3 separate regions of the Homo sapiens genome follow, and regions 2 and 3 are each linked to region 1. Evidence: chromatin loops called from intact Hi-C (ENCODE). Cell type or tissue: PC-3. All regions are shown on one strand.

The links. A loop is a pair of places that touch in the nucleus more often than their neighbours do. Peaks named below come from ENCODE experiments on the same cell type or tissue, not always from the same donor. Only the 100,000 strongest peaks of a DNase experiment are listed, where the experiment ranks them.
Region 2: a loop joins it to region 1, with 3.0 times the contacts of the local background. A loop is called at or near these places in 2 of 110 quality-filtered maps.
Region 3: it touches region 1 in a loop (2.1-fold over the local background); 2 of 110 quality-filtered maps call a loop at or near these places.

What each region holds. Positions count from the first base shown.
Region 1 is chr11:104,768,983-104,776,982 of GRCh38, forward strand. No RefSeq gene overlaps it. Among named protein-coding and RNA genes, the nearest start is that of LINC02552, 160 kb to the left of the region's middle. In PC-3, no CTCF peak of the experiment used is centred here; DNase peaks (open chromatin) are centred at 2,999, 4,159 and 7,719; H3K27ac peaks cover 1,507 bases.
Region 2 is chr11:104,619,969-104,627,968 of GRCh38, forward strand. No RefSeq gene overlaps it. Among named protein-coding and RNA genes, the nearest start is that of LINC02552, 15 kb to the left of the region's middle. In PC-3, no CTCF peak of the experiment used is centred here; a DNase peak (open chromatin) is centred at 3,763; H3K4me3 peaks cover 502 bases; H3K27ac peaks cover 1,217 bases.
Region 3 is chr11:104,664,431-104,672,430 of GRCh38, forward strand. LOC105369466 (a long non-coding RNA gene) reads left to right here and starts at 6,706. Exons shown (of 3, transcript XR_947965.3): 1 at 6,706-6,888. In PC-3, no CTCF peak of the experiment used is centred here; a DNase peak (open chromatin) is centred at 4,851; H3K27ac peaks cover 1,123 bases.

The sequences.
Region 1 (8,000 bases):
TTAGCCAGCTTCTTTACCGCAATGTTTTATCAGCAAGGTCTTTATGACCTGTATCTTGTGCCAACCTCCTATCTCATCCTGTGACTTAGAATGCCTTAACCATCTGGGAATGCAACCCAGTAGGTCTCAGCATTATGTTGCCCAGCTTCTATTCAAGATGGAGTTGTTCTTGAATAGAACACCTCTGACAGATCTTCTCAAAAGGTAAGGCACATTTAGGTCTGGGGTAGGATGGAAGGGTACGGGATGAGAGATTTTCCGTTGTACAAAGGGAAGGCAGAAGTTAAAGTAGGAAGGCCAAGAAAGAAAGGAAAATCTCCTTCCATGGCGTGAGTGTCGTCTTCCTTTATTTGTGATTCCAGTTATTTAATTACTTCTATTGAGTATTGAACTTTCCATCTAGAGGTATGCAGACAAATCATATTCTCTGCCCTTGGAAATCTGTACAATACTAATGTTTCAAAATATTAATATGTGAGCTTTCTTCTTTCCTTTTCCAAATTTCCATTTTGGTAGGATGATCTCCCCAAAATCGCCTTTAGGTGCATGAGAACCACACCCCAAAATGTCCTTTTTCACTTCTATCAAAAGTTCTCTCTTTTTAACCCGATTATTTCTGAAATGAGCTGAAATCTGTAGCCTAAATATATAAACATAATGATGTGATTTTATAATCAGTTTAGATTAAGTGCAAAACGTATTTAAAATGTAAGAGTGTCACCTGTTCAAGATGCTATCATTAAAGTGGTTGGTTGTTACTTATACATAAGTCCCTTGAGTAGTTAATGCAAGGCCATTCTCAATAATACCCAGAGCTACTCAAATATGATTCATAAAAGAGACAGTCCTTGAATCTCCTCTCCAGGGCAACCTGAGGTAATAGGTAATCACCGTATTCTGTCCTTTTGCTATTACAGCTATCAGAACTGCTTGACAAAATTGCTATCCCTCTCCTAACCAGGTAAGACTAACCCAAAACTCCTTTGGAGAAGAGGAGAAAGGGGAAGTGTTGCTGGCCACCTGGAAACACAAAGTTCTTGACTCCCCACTTGACTCTCATAGGCTGATACTCTAACCCTTATTCTCCATGGGCTAGAGAATCCCTTCTCATCTGCTCATTGAAACTCACAGACAAAAGGTGCCTGCATTTATTTTACTCATAGGTGTCAAGATTCCATTTTCCATGTTGAAGTTATTTCAAGTACCTTTAACCATACTACAAGAAATACAGTAGTATGGAGACCCCATAGGAAATGTATAAATTGCCCTGCCCAAAAACAATACAGTTAAAAGTCAGAACAAAGAAAAGCTGGTGTGAACCCCAAATATCTGAGGGAGGTCTCAGTTAATTTAGAAAGTTTATTTTGACAAAGTGAGGACATGCACACATGACACAGCCTCAGAAGGTCCTGACGACATTTCCCCTAGGTGGTCAGAGCACAGTTTGATTTTATACATTTTCGGGAGACATGAGACATCAATCAACATATGTAATATGAACATTGGTTCCATCTTGAAGCAAAGGAGGGACAACTTGAAGTGGGGAGGGGGCTTCCAGGTCATCGGTAGAAAAGAGACAAATGGTTGCATTATTTTGAGTTTCTGATTAGCCTCTCCAAAGAAGGCAATCAGATATGCATTTATCTCAGTGAGCAGAGGGGCGACTTTGTATAGAATATGAGGCAGGTTTGCCCTAAACAGTTCCTAGCTTGATTTTCCCTTTAGCTTAGTGATTTTGGGGCCCCAAGATTTATTTTCTTTTCAAACAAGATTCTCTAATTCTAGTTTATTTGTTAGATCCTATGTATTTGGCTATTCTCATCTCTTGTACAAGTGAGGTTCACTAGTCCGAACCTCTTTACTTTCCATTTTGGCGTCTTTTGGCAAGGTCACACTGAGTTTATACAGTGTACCTGTGTCTAGGTTCATGGCTTTCCAAGTATGCCATCATAAAATAGCTTGTACTATTTTACTGGGAAATTAAACCCAGGACTATAAATCAAATTCTTTGTTGCTCTTCCTGGATCATTTTTGCTTTTTTTTTTTTTTTTTTTTTTTTGTGAGACAGAGTCTTGCTCTGTTGCCCAGGCTGGAGTACAGTGGCACGATCTTGGCTCACTGCAACCTCCACCTTCCAGGTTTGAGCAATTCTCCTGTCTTAGCCTTCTGAGTAGCTGGGACTGCAGGCATGAGCCACCACACCCATCTAATTTTTGTACTTTTAGTAGAGACAGGGTTTCACCATGTTGCCCAGGCTTGTCTCGAACACCTGATCTCAGGTGATTCACCCACCTCAGACTCCCAAAGTGCTGGGATTATAGGCGTGAGCCACCACACCTGACCTTCTTTATTTGACATCATATGTGATTCCAGCTCAAATTAAATTGAGAATTAAAACAGATAGTGAATGTAGCCCTTTATATAGAAAAACAAAGTTCAAGTCTCTATAGTTGTAGCTAACAAGCAGTTGAAATGTCAGTCTGCTTTTTCCTGAGCAATTATGATGTAACTAAGGCACTAAATCTGCCGTATTTGTGGTGGTAGAGGCAGGAGAAGTCATTGAAATGCATCTTTAGTTATGAATCTCATTGTAAAAAGTTGTTTTTGTTCTTCCTTAGACTCTGTCTTTAAATATGTAAAAAGGCTGTAGTTAGCCCATGTTGTTGTCATGGGATCCATAATTTAGCTAGAGCTCACCAGTAGTAAGGGACACAATATGGCTCAGGAAGTACTAGTAGAAACAGAACAGGACTCATGGAGGAGAAAAAGCTGTATGGGTGGACTAGGACATCGGCCTGCACCAGGAGAAGAAAGACAACACCAACTGCAGGGTTTGGGCAAGACAAATAATGTCCTTGTGCAGTTTGCTAGTCCATGTATAAGATTTTCTGTAAGAACTGAGCAAATAGAGGAATCCATGACACTTACTGCTTGCCTATTTCCTGGGTGACGTTTGTTGTGTACATGCTGCCTGTTGCTTTTCAAAGCAAACCAGAAAAGTGAGGATGTTTGCCAAGAACAAAGGTGTGATGGACTTCTTTGGAAATGCTTCCTGGAGAAGAGTTATTTACTGTTAGTGGTTACGTCCATTCCTCCCCTATTGCAGTCTGTTCTGTTGAGGGTTGGCAGGATACAAACAAAGTCTATGATTCTTTCCTCTCTTCAATGTTCCATTCCTGGAGAGGAAACTACTAAGGAGAGAAAGGGGCAGAGTTGGCCACTCGAATAAAGCTGAATGAATACCAAAAATGTTATCCTAATGACCATAATCATTTTTCATTTTAACATAACAGAGACTTTGAATCCACGGGAAATTATCCTAGGTAACAACGTGACTACTAACATAACATTTACAATAGTGTTCAACGATTTATTACCATATGCTTGGATATTATTGGCATGGCATTTATAACAAAAAAAACTTTCTCTGCTTACTCTTTTGTGTTCAGGGACAATGCTATTACATTCAAATATTTAATTATGTCTGTTTCTCTTAGGCTGAGCTACATCGCGGAAAAATATACTCTAGCAAGAACACTGACTATTCTATTTGCACTGCCTATTCTGCTATGCAGAAGCCATGGGCCTACTGCTGAGTGATATATTTATATCTTAGATAAAATAATAGTTGCTTTCTCACAAGCAACACAATTACTTTGCTTACATAGGGAGATGGAGAAAAACAAAACTAACAAAGAATGCTTCGTGGAGATTAAAAGACTGTTTAAACCAAAGAGCATGTGCATTTCAATTTATATGGTGAACGAGTAGGAAAGAATTATTACTGGGAGAAAAACAACACATCTGATTATGGAGCACACTTGAAAATATGAACAATACTCTGTTCATGAGCATAAGTATGAAGTGCTGGGGTTAGCATCCGGCTGATCAAAAGCATCTTGCAAAGCGAAGAGGAAGTGCTCATTATTCAATGACTTCCAGGCTTTCACACAACTGTAGTAACTTTGTTTACAAAGTCATCTGATTTTAATTGAAAAAGATCTTGAGATGCTCAGAGATGTATAGAGATGACAGATTAATGGCCTTCTCACACAGCCTAATATTCCTGCAAATCCTTAAAACTGCATCTTGTGAAACTAATATGAGAAAAGGGTATGGCTTTCCACATTCCTGCCAGCTTAGGTTATCCATCTGACTGGCGTATGACTTGCAGCTGGATTATGACTAAAGCAGGGACAGATGACTAATATGAGCTGCTGCTTCTAGAAATCAGTAGAACGCGTCCTAATTCAATCACGCCCACTCAGTATTATCTCTCCCTCTAAACTTCTCTTTGTATGCACTTTTAAATATCTGTTATTTTTTCATTTGTCTCATATGGGAGGTTAATGAGAATTACATAAACTGATAATGACTTTTCTTTAAGTATTAAACACACTATTAATAGGCTAGAGAAATGACACAAATCATGCAAATAAGTAAATAAAAAGCTGAATCTGCAGAATAAAATGTTAGCAATAGATCACATTCAAGTTGCTGGTAATTAAATATTGTGAGCCTAAAATAAGTATCTCTGTTGCCAAAGAACATGCTTTCAATATAATTTTCCTTTTATCTTCTGAAGACCATATTATTTTATTATACTTTCAACATTCTTTATTTTTGGTGGTATATAAATAATCTATAAAGAATCTGCATTAATATGGTTTATACCATCAAAATTATCACTTACAACTGACAGAATTTTAAACCCCAAATGAAACTATTTAGAAACCTAACCATAAATATATAATACCCTGTCATTTTTTTCAGCCTTATTTTTCTTTCTTTCTTTCTTTTTTTTTTTTCTTTTTTTTTTAGACAGAGTCTTGCTCTGTCACAAAGGCTGGAGTGCAATGGCACAATCATGGCTCACTGCAACCTCTGCCTCCCGGGTTCAAGTGATTCCCCTGCCTCAGCCTCCCAAGTAGCTGGCATTACTGGTGCCCGCCACCACACCTGGCTAATTTTTGTATTTTTAGTAGAGACAGAATGTCACCATATTGGTCAGGCTGGTCTTGAACTCCAGACCTCAGGTCTGGAGACCTGCCTCGGCCTCCCAAAGTTCTGGGATTACCAGCATGAGCCATCGCACCCGGCCTCAGCCTTACTTTCCTTAAGTAATAATCAGTGAAATCACTCATTCAAGATGCCAATATATATGAATACATTTTTCTGCACACACACACATACATACACACACACACACACACACACACACACACACACACACAAGTGAATTAGAAGATGGCTCAATATAAAATGTCCCAAACAAATCAGAGAATGTTAAGAGATGGATGAAACAGAATAGAGTGTAAGACACAAATAGAACATGCTTACAATGTTTAATCTATGCACTGTTGCAGTCCCAGAAAGAAAAAAAAAATAAGCCAATGGATCAAAATTAATATTTGAAGAGACATAACACAAAAATTTTGTAGGCCCGGGTGCAGGGGCTCACGCCTGTAATCCCAACACTTTGGGAAGCCGAGGCAAGTGGATCACCTGAAGTCAGGAGTTCAAGACAAGCCTGGCCAATATGGTGAAACCCCATCTCTACTAAAAGTACAAAATATTAGCTGAGCATGGTGGCGGGCATCTGTAATCCCAGCTACTCAGGAGGCTGAGGTAGGAGAATAACTTAATAACTTCAACCTGGGGGGCAGAGGTTGCAGTGAGCAGAGATCCTACTATTGCACTTCAGCCAGGGCGACAGAGGAGACTCTGTCTCAGAAAAAAAAAAAAAAAAAAAAAGAAAAGAAAAATTAATGATTAACATATATATTTGAGAAGTGAAACAAATTGCCAACAAAATAAATACAAGTGAATCTACACCAAGTCACATCATAGTAATACTGCTGAAAAACAAAGACAAAGAAAAAAGACCAAAATCAGCCTGAGGGAAAGCAAAAACACAGTACATTGAAAGGGCAAGAGTGAGAGTGACATATGACTTCTCCATAAAAACTCTCAAAGCAAGAAGGCAAACGAATGGGATCTTAACAGAGCTGAAGGAAAACAACTACTAGAAAAGTATTGTTATACTTAGTGAATATATTCTTTAAAAATAAGGTAAAATAAAGATTTTTCAGACAAAGGCTGAGAAAGTTTATCTCAGCAGACTTCCACTATAAGAAAAAGATAAAAGGGAAGATTTCATCAGGCAGGAGAAAATTTACCCAAATAATTAAAATATAACTAAAAATTTTAAAATTTAGTTAACTTTAAATTGTATGGATGATTAAAATGAAGGATGATTACCAAACAACATAGGTAAAAGGTGATAAATGCAGTATAAAGTTTAGATTATTGCACTAGTATCAGAATTAGAGTGTAATGGGTTAAAGATGAATATTATAGTCTCTAGTGTAACAATTAAAGAGTAGTTAAAATATGGATTTCTAACAAGTTACTTGTAGAACTTGATAAGAATGAATGATAAAATTATCCAATCTATTCAAAAGAAAGCAGCAGTCAAAGAAGATAGAACAGCATACAGATGGACCAAATACAAAAAGTTATATAGTGGTAGATTAAAACCACCCATATCAGTAATTATATTAACTATAAATGGACTAAACTCTCCAAGAAAAAGATTAAATTATTGCATTAGATTTAATGAAAAAGTGCTGCTACTTGAAAGAGACAAACATTAAATAAAAGGATGTACAAGGTTTGAAAGAAGGATGGAAATTGATATACCATGTAATTACAAACTAAAAGCTGGGGGGGCCATATTAACCTCAGGAACACTAGATTTTAAAAAAGAAATATTGCTGAAGATAATTAAACATAAGACATACCATAATGGTAATGGGAATGATCCAATAGTAATGTATCAGAATTCTATGTATTTTTCAATAACAGTTTTCAAAATTATAAAGTGAAAAGTGAGATAAATAAGGAGAAATACATAATTATCATGACAGACTTTAAATTACTAATAACTCCAATCTTCAAGGCCAAAGTCTTCAAATCTTTCTCTGCTCCATCTTTATATTACTTTTTCCTCTATGTATGAGCAATCTCCCTCCTTTTTATAGGGATTCATTTAAGACCCAACCAGGTAATCCTGGATAATCTCTCCATCTCAAGATCTTTAAATTAATCGCATCTGCAAAAATCCCTTTTATTATTATTATTGCCATATAAAGTAACATTCACGGGTTCCAAGGATTAGGGTGTGAACATCTTTTGAAGAGCCATTTTTAAGCCTACTACAAGTCCAGTCAGATATCCTTCCCTATCTGATGGACACTTGCTGAGATGACAAATCCAGCTTCCTATAAAGTGCTGATTCTCTTCCTGTAAAGTACTGATACTTGTCATTATGTCCTAGGTCTGATCTTCAACATAGTCAATGCTGTAGCCATAGGAAATGAGTTTCTCTTTAAGCACTGCTAATTGTACCTTGAGTCAGTATTTGTCTGTTTTGGGGCTTTCATTTTCCTTCTTCAGTGCATCAGTTACATCCAACAATAACTAACAATATGACAATACTTATAATTACAACATCCACCTTCTCTGTCCAGTATAGGAGGTATTGCGTATAACAATTTATTTCCTTCCACCCAGAAACATTCCAATTTGTGATGGATGAAAATTTTGGTAATCTCACTGCTCTAGCTCCAGCATAGCACAGTGCATAAACAGTTCACTTACCGCCAATGATGAGGTCATGATACCATCTGACCATAGAGGAATTCAACTCCAGATTCCTGTTTCTCCAGATTCCTTCCTATGATGAACCAGTTTAGGTTATTCACACACATTTACCTGAGGTTGGGTTCTTCAGAAACATAACCTGAAGTGAAGATTCATGTGCAAGTTCCCAGGAAAAGCCAGTACAGAAATGAGGGGAGTGGAAGAAGCAAAGCAAGGGGGCAATTTCAGGCAAAGTTCTGGGGAAGGTAGCTTTAATTTTATCCTAGAAGGAGACTCAGGAGTATAAGTTACTCCTTGGAGTTCATTATGGCCCAAGGCAAGGGAGCTGGTTTTCG
Region 2 (8,000 bases), 150 kb before region 1:
ACATAATAGTTGTAAAATCCACGTTGCCCCATTGCAATGTATCTTACAAACTGCTGCCAGATAAATCTCTCAGAAACACAGCTCTGATGTTGTCACTCATCCCACCAAGAGCATTTAATGGCAGATTCCCAGCTAAAAGAAAACCTGTCTCTGGGAGACCTTGAAGCAGCCTTCTTTCAACCTTGCACTAAAATATCTAAAATGGCTCAGAAAAATAGAATAGTTGCAATATAAAGGATCAAGACTAAAGGTCAAAAGATTGTCGTATTTTAAAAGAAATTTGTAGTTATTCTAAAGATAATGCACTTGGGGTGGAAAAAAACATTGGTGGCCTGCCATGCTTTACTCTAAGAAATGTATCAGCAAATGTTGGCCATCTGAAAGAAGGTAGGAAGACAGTCCATTCCTCTCTGTCTGCCCAGTGAACTCAGAGACCTGGGAAAGGGTTTAGCTTTCTGCTAGGTTGTCAGAAACCTGGTGAGCACATTGTGTAGTACTATGCAGCCACATGTAAGTTGGCATAAAGCTCTGTCCTTCACCTCAGTCTTTCTACTTTCCAATCCTTGTTGAGACTTGCTGTACAGGAGACAGCATACATACTGGGAAACAAACGGGTCATGTGCCCTGACTCCTACTCACTAACTCCATGACCTTGGGTGTCTTTGTGCCTCAGTCCCTACATCTAAAATGGGAATAATAAGAGTGAAAGCACTACTTCATGAAGATCTGGAGAATTAAGTGAGCTGATTTTATTACTAAGGCAATTTTTAGCTCAACACAAAATATAGCCAGAGAGGATTTTCTTAATGCTTTGAAGAAAGATTTTTTTAAAGGCCATACTTAATCTTAGAGTAAATCTCTTTACTCCTCCCTATTCCAAGGGTCAGAACAGTCTAAATAACCCCAATTCTGCTATCTCAGAGGAGAGGGACAAGCCAGTTTCACACAACTGTGGCAGGGATTTGGGCAGAGGACATACTGAAGGAGAGTTAATATTGGTAAGTACTGTTATCACAGACATCTGCGTGGCCAGAAGAAAATCCAAACAAATAGCTAGAATGATAGAAATATAGCTCATGAAGAGAGCACTTTAAAGTCTGAACCTGAAAAACTGCAGAGAGACCAAAACTGCTTTGTTTTTGTATTCACTCCAATACAGGAAGTCACCAGGTCTCAGAGGGATGGGAATCACATGGGAATCAGTGTGAGGTGCAGAACCAGGAAACAGTGAGCACAGTGATACCAGGAAAGGCAGGACCAGAATATTTTAATATATTATAAAGTGATAGTAGGTCACTGAGATAAAATATAACCTTTAGAAGAATGTGTTTTATGTGGGTTATAAATGGAGTCACAAAAGAATTTTTGCCTTTCCAAATTATTTACCTTGCCTGGAGGCAAACATTCATTTGGAAAAAGGAATTAGTTCCCACAATAGTAGTCAAAAAAATTGTTTATACCATGAATAATTTCTCTGTTTTATGTTTATCTCACTCTTTCTCTAGATCTCTAATTTTAGATTCAAAATGATTAATTTTTAAAATACTTTGAATAAGATCATTCTAGATTGACAAAACTAGTATAGTTCATACTTCTTTAAAATTTTAAATATTTGGTCATTAATTATGATTACTTGTAAGATTTATATAACAAGAGAAAAAGTTAATTTGTAAAATTGAAAATTTTACTGGAGACATTAAGCTAAATATTTGAATTAGAATCAAACTGCTCATACAATTATTCTCAAAAATGCCACAATGGTTCTAGATGTGATTACCAATCTGTACCTTCATTCTCTTAATTCTCCTGTTTTCTCTTCGACTCTTCCTTTCCAAGTCTCCACCAGGTCTCCTATTCCTCCTCCACCCCTTTATACCTCCTTATGAGTCGCCATTCCACCTTTCACACACCCACTGATCATCTTATTTGTTCTCTTTGAAAAATCTCTCTATTCACACGTGTTTAACTGTTGTCTACATGCACAGTGTCTTGGTCAGTTTGGGCTGCTAAAACAAAGTACCTTGGTTTGAGTGGCTTAGACACAACAGAAATTTATTTCTCCTAATTCTAGAGACTGGAAGTCTGAAATCCGGGTGCCAGCATGGTTAAGTTCTGATGAGGACTCTCTTCTGGATTGTAGACCGCCAACTTCTACTTTTATCCTCACATGGTAGAAAAAGAGTAAAAGAGTTCTTAGGGTCTCTTTTGTAAGGGCCCTAATTTCATTCATGAGTGCTCCACCCTCATTACCTAATTATTTCCCAATACCTCGCCTTCTGATATAATTATATTTGGGAATTAGAATTTCAACAAATGAATTTTGGGTGGACACAAACGTTTGGTTTATAATACTTAGATTATCACATTTTACCCTGATCTTTCCCTAACCTTACAACTCCTATATCCATTGAACATATCTACCTGGAGATCCATGATGACTCAAAGGCAACATTTCTAATAGTGAACAATACACCATTTTTTTAGCCAGTTTTTTTTTTTTATCCTTCCCTATTTCTGAACACAGTTCATGAAACCATTGTGTAGCTTCTGAGAAGTAAAGCTAACTTTCCTACGTTTAGTCCCTATTATTTGCTAGCCTATTTGTCTTGGTTTTGACTCCCTTTTCATAATTCTGCATATGCTTATCTCACAACTACGGCTCTTCTCTTTCAATTTGAATGGCATTGGATTAACACACAAATCTTTCCTTGACTGTGAGATCTGTTCAGTTTCTCAAAACAACTAGTTTTCAAAATTTTGTTTTCTAATACCCTGCTTCAAGGAGATTAACTAAGAGATAAATTATTTAAAACATACTCTCCAAGTTTCTTCAATTCCCGTGGTCCCCATGGACTTCAGCTATAGCTTTTATGCAGCTCTTCAATTAAGAATCAAGCCTGTACAATAAACAAATGCTGTTTAAGAAAATTATATAAATATACTGATTTGATTCACTTGAGTATAAGTTCCCAACTCAGATAAATCTTTAAAGTGCATAGTATTAATTTTTCATGTCATTCATTTTCCATTTCCCAATAGTTATACAAACAATGATTTCGGAGGTCAAACCAGCTATCTTCTCCCCAGTGTAACTTTATCTTTATTTCCCACAGACACGAGAACTATCAAATACCAATTCTTTTGATTTCTCTTCCTTCCTTCTCCATACCTATATCTTTACTCATTCTCATGTAAATAGATATTGTGTCCTGAGTGAGATTTTTCTGTTGTTTTACAATTGATGCTAAGACCCAAAGCTAAGAATAGAAATTCCTAAGTACCTCATATTTTAAATTCAGAGATCCAACTATTGGACTAGCCATCTTCCATAGGGATAATTGAAAAGTACCATCATAGAATGTATACTCCACCATTGCTTCACCAAATCTACCTGATAAAATAAGAGAACCCATATGGGAGAAAATGGCAGTGCTCCTTAAAAGAAGCTACTCTTCCCTATGGGAGGCAGAGTCTGCTTCCCCTTATCAAATCAAAAGAGAAAGGACTACTCTTGAGTATGATAAATATAATTTACATATCCCTTAGGAAAAATCTGAGTAACCAGTAGGTACTCAGAAATTCATGGCTAAATTATGCAAATAACATCTGTCTTATTTTTCCAGAATCAGTGTTGCTCTGTGCACTCTTTCTTGAAGGTTGGGAAATTGCCCTTGAAGAATTAGTAGATATAGACCAACAAAGCTATGAGATATTTCAAAAATGTAACTGTCACAAGATAATGAATAATGCTATTGGTATTCATCTGGCAGACCCATTGACTCATTATTTGAGCTGAAGGTAAACAGTTCATGTTCTTTACTACATTATCATCAGTGCCAGAGAGACAAAATGAGATGTAGTGGGATAGGTATACACAGAGCCCATCCAGCCTCAGTCTAAAAGAAGTTTACTGATAAAGCGTTCCCTCATTCAAATGTACAATTATCTGCCTAATTGAAAACTGAATTTAAATATTTTCCTGGGGGAAAAATGCCAGTTTGATGCTCTGTTTTTTTTTTTCTTTTAAAGTCTTTGCCGATGTAAAATGAGAAAATTTTATTGCAGGGTGCAATGATTTAGCATGCATTAAAATTAAGTATCTAAAATATCTACAGGGCCTGAAAAGGTATATGGAAATGAGCTGTTTTCCAAGTTAATGCCACAGGAAATGACAGCTAAGCTGATCTCTTTTTCCCACAGCCTTTTAATGATGCATTTCTCTTAGCATTTGAAAGGACTTTAGATCTAGCAGGTTTCAACTCTAGGGTATAGCTGATTCAAAGTGAAATTAGTGTTGGGTTCTAATATGTTAATTCAGAAATAACTGGTAGATTCATTTATAGGAGCTCAATTTCCATGAGTGATATGTAGGCATATAGGCAAACTTATGAAATGAGCAATGTTTATCTCTAGTTGCTCCAGCCTTTCCATTTTCTAACCTGCCTTGATAATTTCTACAACTTTCATATCTTTTTTTTCTAAAGATGTTCTCTGATCCTTCATTTGACTAATCTGTACATGCAAAATATAAGTTCCTTTTTCCTTATAAACCCCTTTTTGTTACACATCAATAGACCACAAGAACAAAGGACAGTAATATAGTTATCAGGATATTGATTTGGAGTGAAAATTATGAGAAAAAATTTATGGGAATGTTGTATATGTAAGGATTGCAAATATATATTATATTATCACATATAATTTTAAAAAGGTACAAATTTATATATTAAATTAGCTTTGAAGATATTCTACACTATATTTTGTCTATGAGAAAATTGATGACAGATGAGTTAAAGAAACTAAACATGACACAAAGTTAAATTTAATCACAATGGTGGCTTTATAATTTTTTGAAAATGTTCAACATAGAGGAAGGTAAGAATTAAAGGTCTCAGTTTGTTGAAGTCAATATGTAGATGTAATCGGCAATATGAAGCCACTGTGAAAGTCCTATCACATTCCTTGTGTTTTGTGGAACACTGGATGTTGAATTGTAGGACTAGATTTTTCATTCTCAATGTCATCAGAATTATGAACATAATATGTAAAACATCATTTATTAGCAACAGTTTTAAAAGCTATAGCTTCGTATTGGTAAAAATGAATTAAAAGAAAAATATTGAGATTTTGAATTTATTAATATTAGGAGTAATTCTATTCAGAATAAAAAAACAACTATCTAAGCTGAAATAAACTTTAATATAATTAAAAGTAACATATTATTCATAGGTGATGTCGTTTGTTACAACAATTCTACATACTTTTAAGGACTGTTTCAGAAATTTGTTCTGCTGAAACTGACTCATATGAACTCCTTTCTTCTCATTAACTACCCTGAACTTTTTCTATTTCCAGTGCACATTGTCTTTCTGCCAACTCTAAACCTCTAGGCATAATCCAGATCTCACAAAGAGAGGTGAAGATACAATAATCGTGGGGACTATGTGATTAAAGAGTTTTTGGCATTGGACCCATATCCAGATGATTCAGTTAGTTGCATTGGGCTTATGTCCAGACAAGAAGGTTACTGAGGCCAGACACATCTCCTTTTAATGACTCTGGGAGCTCTGTAGTTAGTACTGGTAACTACGTCCTTACAGATGTAGCACAGCTCCATGGAAGTAGGTAACAGACTAACTTTTGTATTAGTCCCAGCTCAATCCATTAATAGTTTTGTCTTTAGCAAGCAATTTCAGCAACATTTACATCTATTTAAAGCAATTTTAAAAATAGTTAAATGAATAAAGAATATAAAAACTTGTAGGGCTTCAGAAAATACACTTCCAATAAATGATAAATATTATTAGCTATTTTTTCATGATAACTTGTCTAATTGTGCAAGTCAGTATTAATGAAATTAATAAAGTTAATGTCAGGTTGATTAATACATGACGAAAACAATTTCAATTTACTGTCACACATTTTAGTATAAAATATAATAATCATATGTAAAATATAGAAAATTATATAACAAACAGTAGTATACTCACCACTCAGCTTTAAAAAAATTTAATATTTGTCCATATTAACTTTAGAGCTTATATTGTTTAAAACTTGAATCAATATAGATACTGGCAGTCATTAGTGAACAATTTCCACTCCATTTTTTTCCCTCTCAACTTAAAGGGAATCTTCTAAGTACATGTAAAATATTTATCTTAAGTTTTCATGCTTTTAAAATATATTAGAATCAATAAGCTTTAGAAAGTTTATATTTTTAGATTTTTACATTTAGGTATAGACTATTCATTGTATGGCGGATTAAAGCTTTCCTTACATATATATATTAGGCTTTAAAACTCTGCTTTCTTATTAATGAGCATTGAGGTAGTTTCAACTATCTTGCTATTATAAACATAAATCTTTGTGCCTCTTCATTTTTAAAGTGGAGATATTAATAGAAACTCCCTTATAGGGATTGTTGTAGAGAATAATATGGCCAATAAATATAACAATTGTTCTTAGGCAAAATAAATACTATGTGTGTCTACTATTAATATAAATAATATTGCAAGGATTCTTTTTGTATTCGCCTCTCTGACTCTATGTAGAATAGGAATGATATCCAAAAGTGGAAATGTGTGGTTTTCAGGTGTATACCTCTTCCCTTTTACTGTAGTTTTCCATTCTGCTTTCCAAAGTAATAGTACCATTTTATGTTCTCAGGGCTTGCAGTAGGTTGTTTCTGGACATGGATTCTGGAGTCAGATTCCCTGGCAACCAGCTGTATGACCTTGGCAAAATATTCCTCGGCTACCTAGTTTTCTAATTCATCAAATAAACACAACAATATTATCCATTTTCCTGGGTTGCAGTAGAGACTAAATATTTATATACAGTAGTTAGAAGAGTGTCTGCAACACATTAAGTATACAATAAACATTAGCTATCGAAACCATCACCAGCAGCATAGAAAAGTTCTCTTTACTAGTAGCTCAAATTGCCTGATTTGACTTTTTTTGTTTGTTTTCTGCTTTTTGCCAAAATAAATGAGTGTGAAGCAGTTTTTCATGTGTGCTTTAATGTGCTTTGCCCTAATTCCTAGAGATCGTCTTTTTTGAAGGAGCCCAACTCCACTCTATCTGCTCTGTTTCCCTCTTCACATGTAATGATTTTAATCCTTGACTTGGTCCTGAAACCAATCCCAGGCCAATTCCTCCTGGAGGCCATAAACTTTACCCTGGTTCTCCTCTCAGTTCTACTCCCTACAGATAATTTTTTTCTTTTTGAATGAGGCTATGTGCTTTTAACTTTTTTCTTATTGTACTTCATAAGACACATTTTCACAGTAATTTCATTTCATAGTCATTTTGTGTTGGGACCAGAGACATTGCCTCCAATCATGAATTTACAGGTCTTAACTAGAATGTAAAATGTATTTTTTTTCCCTGATAAAATTATTTATGTTCACTACAGGCAACATATAAACAGATTAATTGAAGTTGAAATAACACCCCATTCTACCACCAAAAATTCTTTAGATCATGAATAGAGCTGCATTAACCTGCATCTATAAGTTGTTTTGGGAAATAGTTGTAACTATGCAATGTTATTGAATTTCCTAAAATTGTTTTCTTTAAAGAGAATGCTATTCTCCGAGGTATTAATAGATGTTCCTGGAATAAAAGATTCCACAGTCAAATAAGTTTGGAGTACATGGGGTTAAAAAGTTAAATATATACTTTTGCTGCAAGCCTACTTGAGAGAGAGATAAATTGTATATGATTTTTAAAACATATTTGGCCATTAACTACTCCTAGCTCATGTATGCACTTTCCTTTCATATTTCTTCAGGGCTTAGTGGTGAAATTTACAAGTAATATTCGTAGCTCAGAGAAACCAGATCCCGACTTTTACTCTATTTAAGATTGTTTGCCAATAAAGTTTAATTTTATTGTGTATTAAAAAATGTTATTCTCAAATTGCTTGTGTTATTTTCCTAAGCTGGATATTGTAATTGTATCTACTTATTAATAATAGTTTTTGGCTTTAAGGGATCC
Region 3 (8,000 bases), 100 kb before region 1:
CATGCTTTGCTGGTGAACTTACACATATTCCTTAAGACACAAACTATTTTTTTTAATCTTACCTTTTTCCTTAACAGAAGCATAGTGGCAGATGTTGTGAGTTATCTGGTATGGTTTGAACATTTGTCTCCACCAAATCTCACATTAAAATTTGTTCCCCAAAGTTGGAGATGGGTCCTGGTGAAAGGTGTTTGGGTCGTGGGGGTGGATCCCCACTTTTCCTCTCTCTTGCCATGTGCTCTTTACACACTGGCTGTCCTTCACCTTGTGCCATGAACAGAAGCAGTCGGAGACCCTCATCAGAAGCAGGTGCTGGTGCCGTGGTTCCTGTATAGTCAGCAGAATCATGAGCCAAATAAACCTCTTTTCGTTATAAATTACCCAGATTTAGGCTTTCTTGCATAGCAACATAAACAGAGGAAGGGATGATCTATGCTTTATTCTCTCTGCCTTTCTTTCTTGATAGGAGAATTCACAATTTTACTTAGTGTTTAATTTTCTCTAAATACTCCAAGACACCTCTTGGATGCAGATCAATCTCTCTAATTGGGAATATGAGGGTCCCCACTATCTATTTCCATCTCAGCCCTCCAATCTCGTTGCTCATCATTCCCTGACTCAAATACCAAAAGGCTAGTGGTACCCTTTCCAAACCATGCTGTTTCTCTTTTTAATGTCTTGCCTCATAACACATGCATTTTCTGCAAAGTCTACTCCTTACCCATTATTAAACATATTTTAAATTTCAGATCTGAAGGCACCTCCTCCAGGAAGACTTGCCTGATTCTCCATGGGCTGTTATGTGCACCTTGAATATACCCTCTTTATCATCCTTGTTGTAACACACATTATGGATTAATCATCTTTTTTTTTCTATCTCTTTCTTTGTTTACTAAGCTTCTTGAATAAAAGGATTGTCTCATTCACCATTATGTTTTTTGCACAGTGCCTGACACGTTCAATATATTTTTCACTTTTGATGTTTCACTTAAAGGCTAGTGCTTTTCCTGAGTGACAAGTCAATGAATTGAGAGATTTAAAAAAAGAAGCCACAGGATGAGAGAAAATATTTGCAAAACACATACCTGAAAAAGGACTATTATCCAAAATGTACAAAGAAGTCTTAAAATTCAACAATAGTAAGCAAACAACCCAATAAATAAATGGGCAAAAGATCTGAAGAGACATCTCATCAAAGAAGATAAGCAGATGGCAAGCAAAACAAAGATAAATAGATGTTCCACATTATATGCCATTAGGAAACTGAAAATTCAAACAACGAGACACCTCTACACACCTATTAAAATGACTTAAATTCAGAACACTGACAACACCAAATACTGACAAGAAGGAAGCGCGAAAGGAAATTCTACTCATTGCTGGTGATTGCAAAATAGTACAGCTGCTTTGGAAGACAGTTTGGCAGTTTCTTACAAAGCTAAACAGAGTTTTACCACATGATCCAGCAATTCACTCTGTGATATTTACCCAAATGACTTAAAATTTATGCCCACACAGTGACCTGCATATGAACATTTATAGCAGCTGTATTTATAATTGCCAAAAAAATGGAAGCAACCAAGCTGTCTTTCAATAAGTGAATGAATAAATAGCCTGTTATATATACAGGCAATGGACTATTATTTAGCACTAAAGAGAAAGGAGTTATCAAGCCATAGAAGGACATAGATAAAACGTAAGTGTCTATTACCAAGTGAAAGAAGGCAATGTGAAAGCTCTACATACTATATGATTGTAACTATGTGATATTCTGGGAAAGAGAAAACTGTATAGAGACAGTAAAAAAATAAAATAAAAAAGTGATTGCCTGGTGTGTGGGGGTACAGGGAGAGAAGGAGGCAGAAATAAATAGGTGGAACACAGAGCATTAGAGGGAGAGTGAAATTATTCTCTGTGGTATTATAAGGGTGGATACATGTCATTATACATTTGTCAAAACCCATAGAATGTACATCACTAGTGACTTCTAATGAAAACTATAGAACTTATTTAATAAAATGTATCAATATTGCTTAATCACTTATAACAAATGCACCACAGTAATGCAATATATCAATAGTAGGGGAAACTGTGTGTATGTCGTGGGGTGGGAGGTTATAAAAATTTTGTGCTTTCTGCTCCATTTTTCTGTAGACCTATAAATTTTCTCAAAAATAAGCTGTATTAACTTAAAATAAACTAATGCATGCAATTTGTAGGGCATTAGGTATCTTCTTGAAGACTCTGAAAATAGGCTTAGAAAATGATTTGAAGAAAAGTATCTGATGTATACAGGAGAGACATAGATGGCTTGAGACTGGCTGCAGTTTGAAATGTGAATGCAGGGAACAGTCATGCATCTTGAGGGACGACAAGATCATGATTCAAGCCATATGTGTTGCCATGACACAGTCCATCTTTTGTAAAATTTGATTCCCTGTGCCGATTGAAGGACTGGTTAAGTTGAGATGAATTCTGAGCAAGAGAATATCAAACAGCTAATTCAGTAGCCTTCTCATGATTTATAGCCATAAAGCCTTTCATTATTCAATTCCTACTGAACTCTAAAAATAACCTGGTGATGCATGTAGCACAAATATTATTAATGCCATTTTACAGATGAAGAGACTGAAGCTTAGAAAAATTAAAGTTGCAATAGGACTTAAAACAGGTTTTGTAGTTTCCATGCCCTCCAACTGACTCATTTCCACCCCTTTGTCAATATGATATGTATATATCTGTATCTCTTTGCACTGGATATTGTATTGTAATTTATCATCTTCTCACCTTTGCTCCAATGTATAATGGGAATTCACATTTTCAATGTCCTCCTCTTCTTCTTCCTCTTCCTCTTTCTTTTCTTTTTTTAAGTATAATAATGATGATTTTAAAATATGACAGAATTGAGACCAAGCATATAACTCATATTAATAAATATTAATGTGCTTGACTTACTTAATACAAAAATGATTTTAAGTTTAGTTCACAAAGTAAGGTCCGACATAGTTCTACTTTTTTATCTACACCGCTGCATTGCATTTAAAGTATGCTTGGCTTAGATATATTCAGGGATATTTCATTATATATTTATTTGTCCATGTCAATTGTCTTTATGTATATAATGTTTTATATAAGTCTAATTGAAACAAAATTTGGTAATGAGTCAAAACAAGAAATTCAAATTTATACAGAGTTTTATAAGAGTTGATATATGACTTTATAATATAGAGAATGGGAAAGCATTTGACTAAGGCCAATGCTTTTAACAAAGGGTTATGAAAAGAATTAGGAGAGATGCTAGAAACTAACAAGGGTTAACTAGCATTGGTAAATACATTACATGTACAGTAGCAATGTTAATCCGTAAACAGAGACACACTGGCTCAAACATTTTTATTTGAATTGTGTTCTCCAGAGAAACTTCAAGTCAAGTTCATTTACCTGATAAATGTATCTTTACAATGTATTTGTAAGGGTAGCTGTTTTAATGCAAACCACTTATGTATACAAACCATTCATATTTGTAATATAAGTTTTAATTATAGGTTCAGCTAAACTGAAAGGTCTATGCAGAATATAAAATAACACTAATGTGCTCACTATTTTTATGTTGATTGTTAAAATTATTTTACACCAGAGATTTGTTACATTTAACAGGACTGGAATTATAGTATATCAGTTAAGCATATTACCCAGTAATTAAACGGAACAGATAATTGAATTACTATGTTTATTGCTTTAGGGAAATACTTTGTGAAAACCAACATAATATTCTACCTTGAAAGTTTAGCACCACACAGCATGCACCTTTGTGGTGCGTGGTCTGAAAATTATGTCTCCTATTACTTGTAGTTTTGCATGCCTCCATATTTTTCCACTATGACTCTCTTGTGTATTCCATTATGAGTTAAATTAACTAGTACACAGCTTCACAACCATTACTAAAATATTGAAAATCTAAAGCTCTACTCTAACTTTCAAATCCCTTTACTCCTCCTCATACTGACTCTTCTCTCAGCCACCAGTGACGTTGGTACAGAGGAAAGGAGGAGTCCTGAACACCCAGACCTAGCTCAAATACTAGTCCTAGATGGACTGGCAAATCATAAACTCCCAGACTGAAACTTTTTCATTATTCATTCTCTCACTTATTCATTCATCCCAAAAATATTTACTGAGCATTTACCATGTGTAAGGCACTGATATGAGCATTGGGGATTAACCAGTAATCAAAACCTACTGAATCCCGGCCTCCATTGGAGCTTATCTACTAGTTAGAAGATGATAGAGAGAAATAAATTAATTAATTAAAGTTACAGTATAAGTCATGAGTGCTATGAAGGAAAATACAGAGAGTAAGAGGGATAGAGAGAAGAGAATTATGTTTTACATAGATTGCTCAGGGAAGGCATCGCTAACTGGGTCACATACAGTTAGAGAGAAGAGTGTTAAAGAGTGTTATATACTTCTTCAATAAATATGAATCGGGCAGAAAGAACCACATGAGCAAAGACTTTAGAGAGGAAGAGTGTTCTGGGTAAGCAAGAGGAACTGCAAGAATGCCCATGGACCTGGAGTAGAGTAAATGATGGGAAAAGTAGCAAGAGGTAACTACAGACAATAAGTGGGATGGTAGATCATTAGCGACTTGTAAGTGACAGTTGAAATGTTCGGAATTTGGGTAAAAATTAGAAATCCACTTGTGGGTCTTTATTGTAGATGAGAAATATGTCATCATGAAGTGTATCTTCTAGAAGTATCTCTGTTTGCTCAAGATAAAAGGGTTTATGACTGACACATAAATGAAAGTTTGGAAATGCTTAGTGGTTAATGACTCAGCCACAAAGAATGCTGTTACTATTGGTACATTCAACCAGATAAACAGTATGCTTCAAAAGAATATATAAAACAAGAAAGCACATGGCTGAAGATCACAGGGATAAAAGAAAGTCAGGATTAGAGCAGCCACTAAGAGTTACAGAATTGGACGAATTGGGGCAGTAATTGTTACTCAGCTAAGTAAATGGAAGAGCAATTTTGGAAAAGGACAACTGCAGAAAATGGGTCAAAGCAAGATGGTTTTATTGATTTACCTTTATGCTTACCAACCTCAGAAGAAGAATGTGTTGACTCGAATGCAGTTATATTATATCTCTGGATTTTAAAGACAAAAATTCAGTCTACTTAAAAGATACTTGAAATAGAGAGTTTTATTTGGTCCTGGAGATCATTTGGTCTGCTGATTCTTGACCTTGGCAGTATTTTAGATTCATCTAGAAAGATTTTAAAAAATACTGATGCCCACCAGGCATGGTTGGTCATGCCTGTAATCCTAGCACTTTGGGAGGCTGAGACGGGTGGATTACCTGAGGTCAGAAGTTTGGGACCAGCCTGACCAACATGGTGAAACCCCGTCTCTACTAAAAATACAAAAAATTTAGCCGAGCATGGTGGCAGGTGCCTGTAATCCCAGCTACTTAGGAGGCTAGGGCAGAAGAATCACTTGAATCTGGGAGGTGGAGGTTGCAGAGATCTGAGATCGTGCCATTGCACTCCAGCCTGGGCAACAAGAGCAAAACTCCATCTCAAAAATAATAATAATAATAATATATTGATGCCCAAGCCCAATTCTACCTCTGTTAAATCAGAATCTCTGGGATATAAAGCCCTGACAGTATATTTGATTAACTTTCTCATTTATCCTATTGTGAAGGCAGATTTTAGAACCACAAACCCGTTTCTTATCTATTTCTCCTAGCTCCACATTCCAGAGATTCTCATGGAAAGGCTGTCAGAATCTCTTCACAAATTTTAAGATACAGTTTTTGGTAGCCTCCCTAGACTTATTTAAATCAGTATCTCTTATTAAGGATTCAGGTTTGTGTATTTCTAAAACATTTTCCAGGTGATTCTCACATAAATATCTATTAAGCTGCTATCCTACTCCAGGCTGAATAACTGAAGCCGGAAGCATTCAAATTTTGCCGGAACATTTCCAGTGGTATTGCACTATTTCACAAGTTAGCCTATTTTAATTGATATTTTTAGTTCTGATACTGAATCAACATTCACCTCATTGTAAATACTATCCTTTAGTCATTTTTCTCTCCCATGGGGTTAGACGGAACAGATTGTCTTCCTTATGACAAGCGTCATAAATTTGAGATTCTCCCAAGCCTCTTTTTCTCCAAGTATAATATTCTTAATTACCATAATTATTTTTCCTAAGGCATTGTTTTTAGACCTCCTGTTTACTTGTTCTTTAACTCATTCCCCATTGTCAATATCTATTCCTGACAATATTCTTCTGTTGAGGTGACTGGAACAAACATTGATTTATTTTCACAGTCACATCAGTTGAATTTGTATTCAACTTAAACTACCATCCGTGTTTTTCCTTATAGGAATTGTTGAACTGTCGTTAATTCAAGTCTTTACCACACCCTCTTATATATGACAAGATTCTTTATTTAAAAATAGGCAGGTTTAAATCTTACACCACTTGATAAGTGTTTCAAACCCAAATTTGTATCCAATAGAAAAGATACTCAGGGAGCCCCTACATGGGAGACATAAAAAGGAGAAGAAAATATATTTTAAATAATTTGACACCATATCCAAAACAGTTGAATTTGGGAACTAGTGAGACAGTATCTGGAGACTGGATATTCTGCTTCTGTCTAGCTTATAGGAATTTTGAAACAGTACCACTCTCAACCTCATAAAGAGAGAAACCTATATGAGTTACAGAATCACAAAGCCAGTGTGAGCTAGCATGGCAGTATAGAATTCCTGGGATTTCCTAACACAAGTGTTGTTTATACTTACTTCCAGACTCTTTTTTATGACCCTGAGAAACGACACTGAGTACACATAATAAGACTAAAGGTAAGGTGGGAGATCAGAGAGGTGCAGAAGTAGAAGAGGATGTGGAGGCTTTATATTGTATCACCTTGGCCAGAGTAAATTACATTTCCTTGAATTACTGTTACTGTTTCCAGTTAAAGAGGGTGGCAAGAGGTATTATTAGGAGACTAAGAGAGAGGAAGAAAGTCAGCAGTCGTTTTGCAGCTCACCCACATTATTATTAGGCTAATTTACCTTTGCAGCAGGAAGTTTCCTTATTTTTCCCTGCATCCTTCAGCTTCTCTGACCCTGGGCTAGGTGTGTACTTAGCTTTGGGAAGAATGGCCCAGCTTCTGTAGGACACTCAAATCATCAAGTTCAAAAGCAACAAAAATGGACAGGGTTTTAGTTTATCCTATTGAGACTCTGGACTGTGGTTGGGATTCCAACATGTTCTTGATCTCTCTACTTTTCATCCGTCTTCCCTTCCCAACTGCTTGGCTGATAGATTTCCAGCTCCAGCATTTGATGCAAAGACAAAATCTCCCACAATGGATTAAGGTCACATTCCTGTAATGAATCTGGATTTATGTATTTGTGGTTCTATTTCTCTGTTTGAACCCTGATAGATACAGGAGGGACCAGTCTGTATTTCAGGAAAAGCATGAAACCCCACCCCTTGCACGTTGTATTCTCTCATATGGAACTAAGTGAGGGGCATAAAACCATGTCATATACAGGGGAAAAATAGGTATTGCTGCTGAGGAAAAGGTAGGATAAAGAACCCCTCTCACCTCAGAAAGACAGTTTGAGCTCTCCTACTGGGGAGAAATAGAAAACTCTTTCAGAAAAGCTCCACCATAGATACAAAACAAGATTTGCCTGCCTTAGGGAAAAGCAGCAAGAATTCCAAAAATTCCCTAATTCTAAGACCCAGACACATGTAGCTCATTTAAGATTGTGGTTGGACAATAACACACAGACCTCTTCAGCCTCTCACCACTAACCTTCCAAGCTTTTATTACATAGTAAATGGAATCTATTGCTCTTGGAGGGACAGAGCTTCAAGAGAGAATCCTATGTGGCACAGATGTTCAGGGCTAGCTAAAAGCTGAAGGTGGACCACAAAAAACCCAAACCTATTAGCTCCCCAG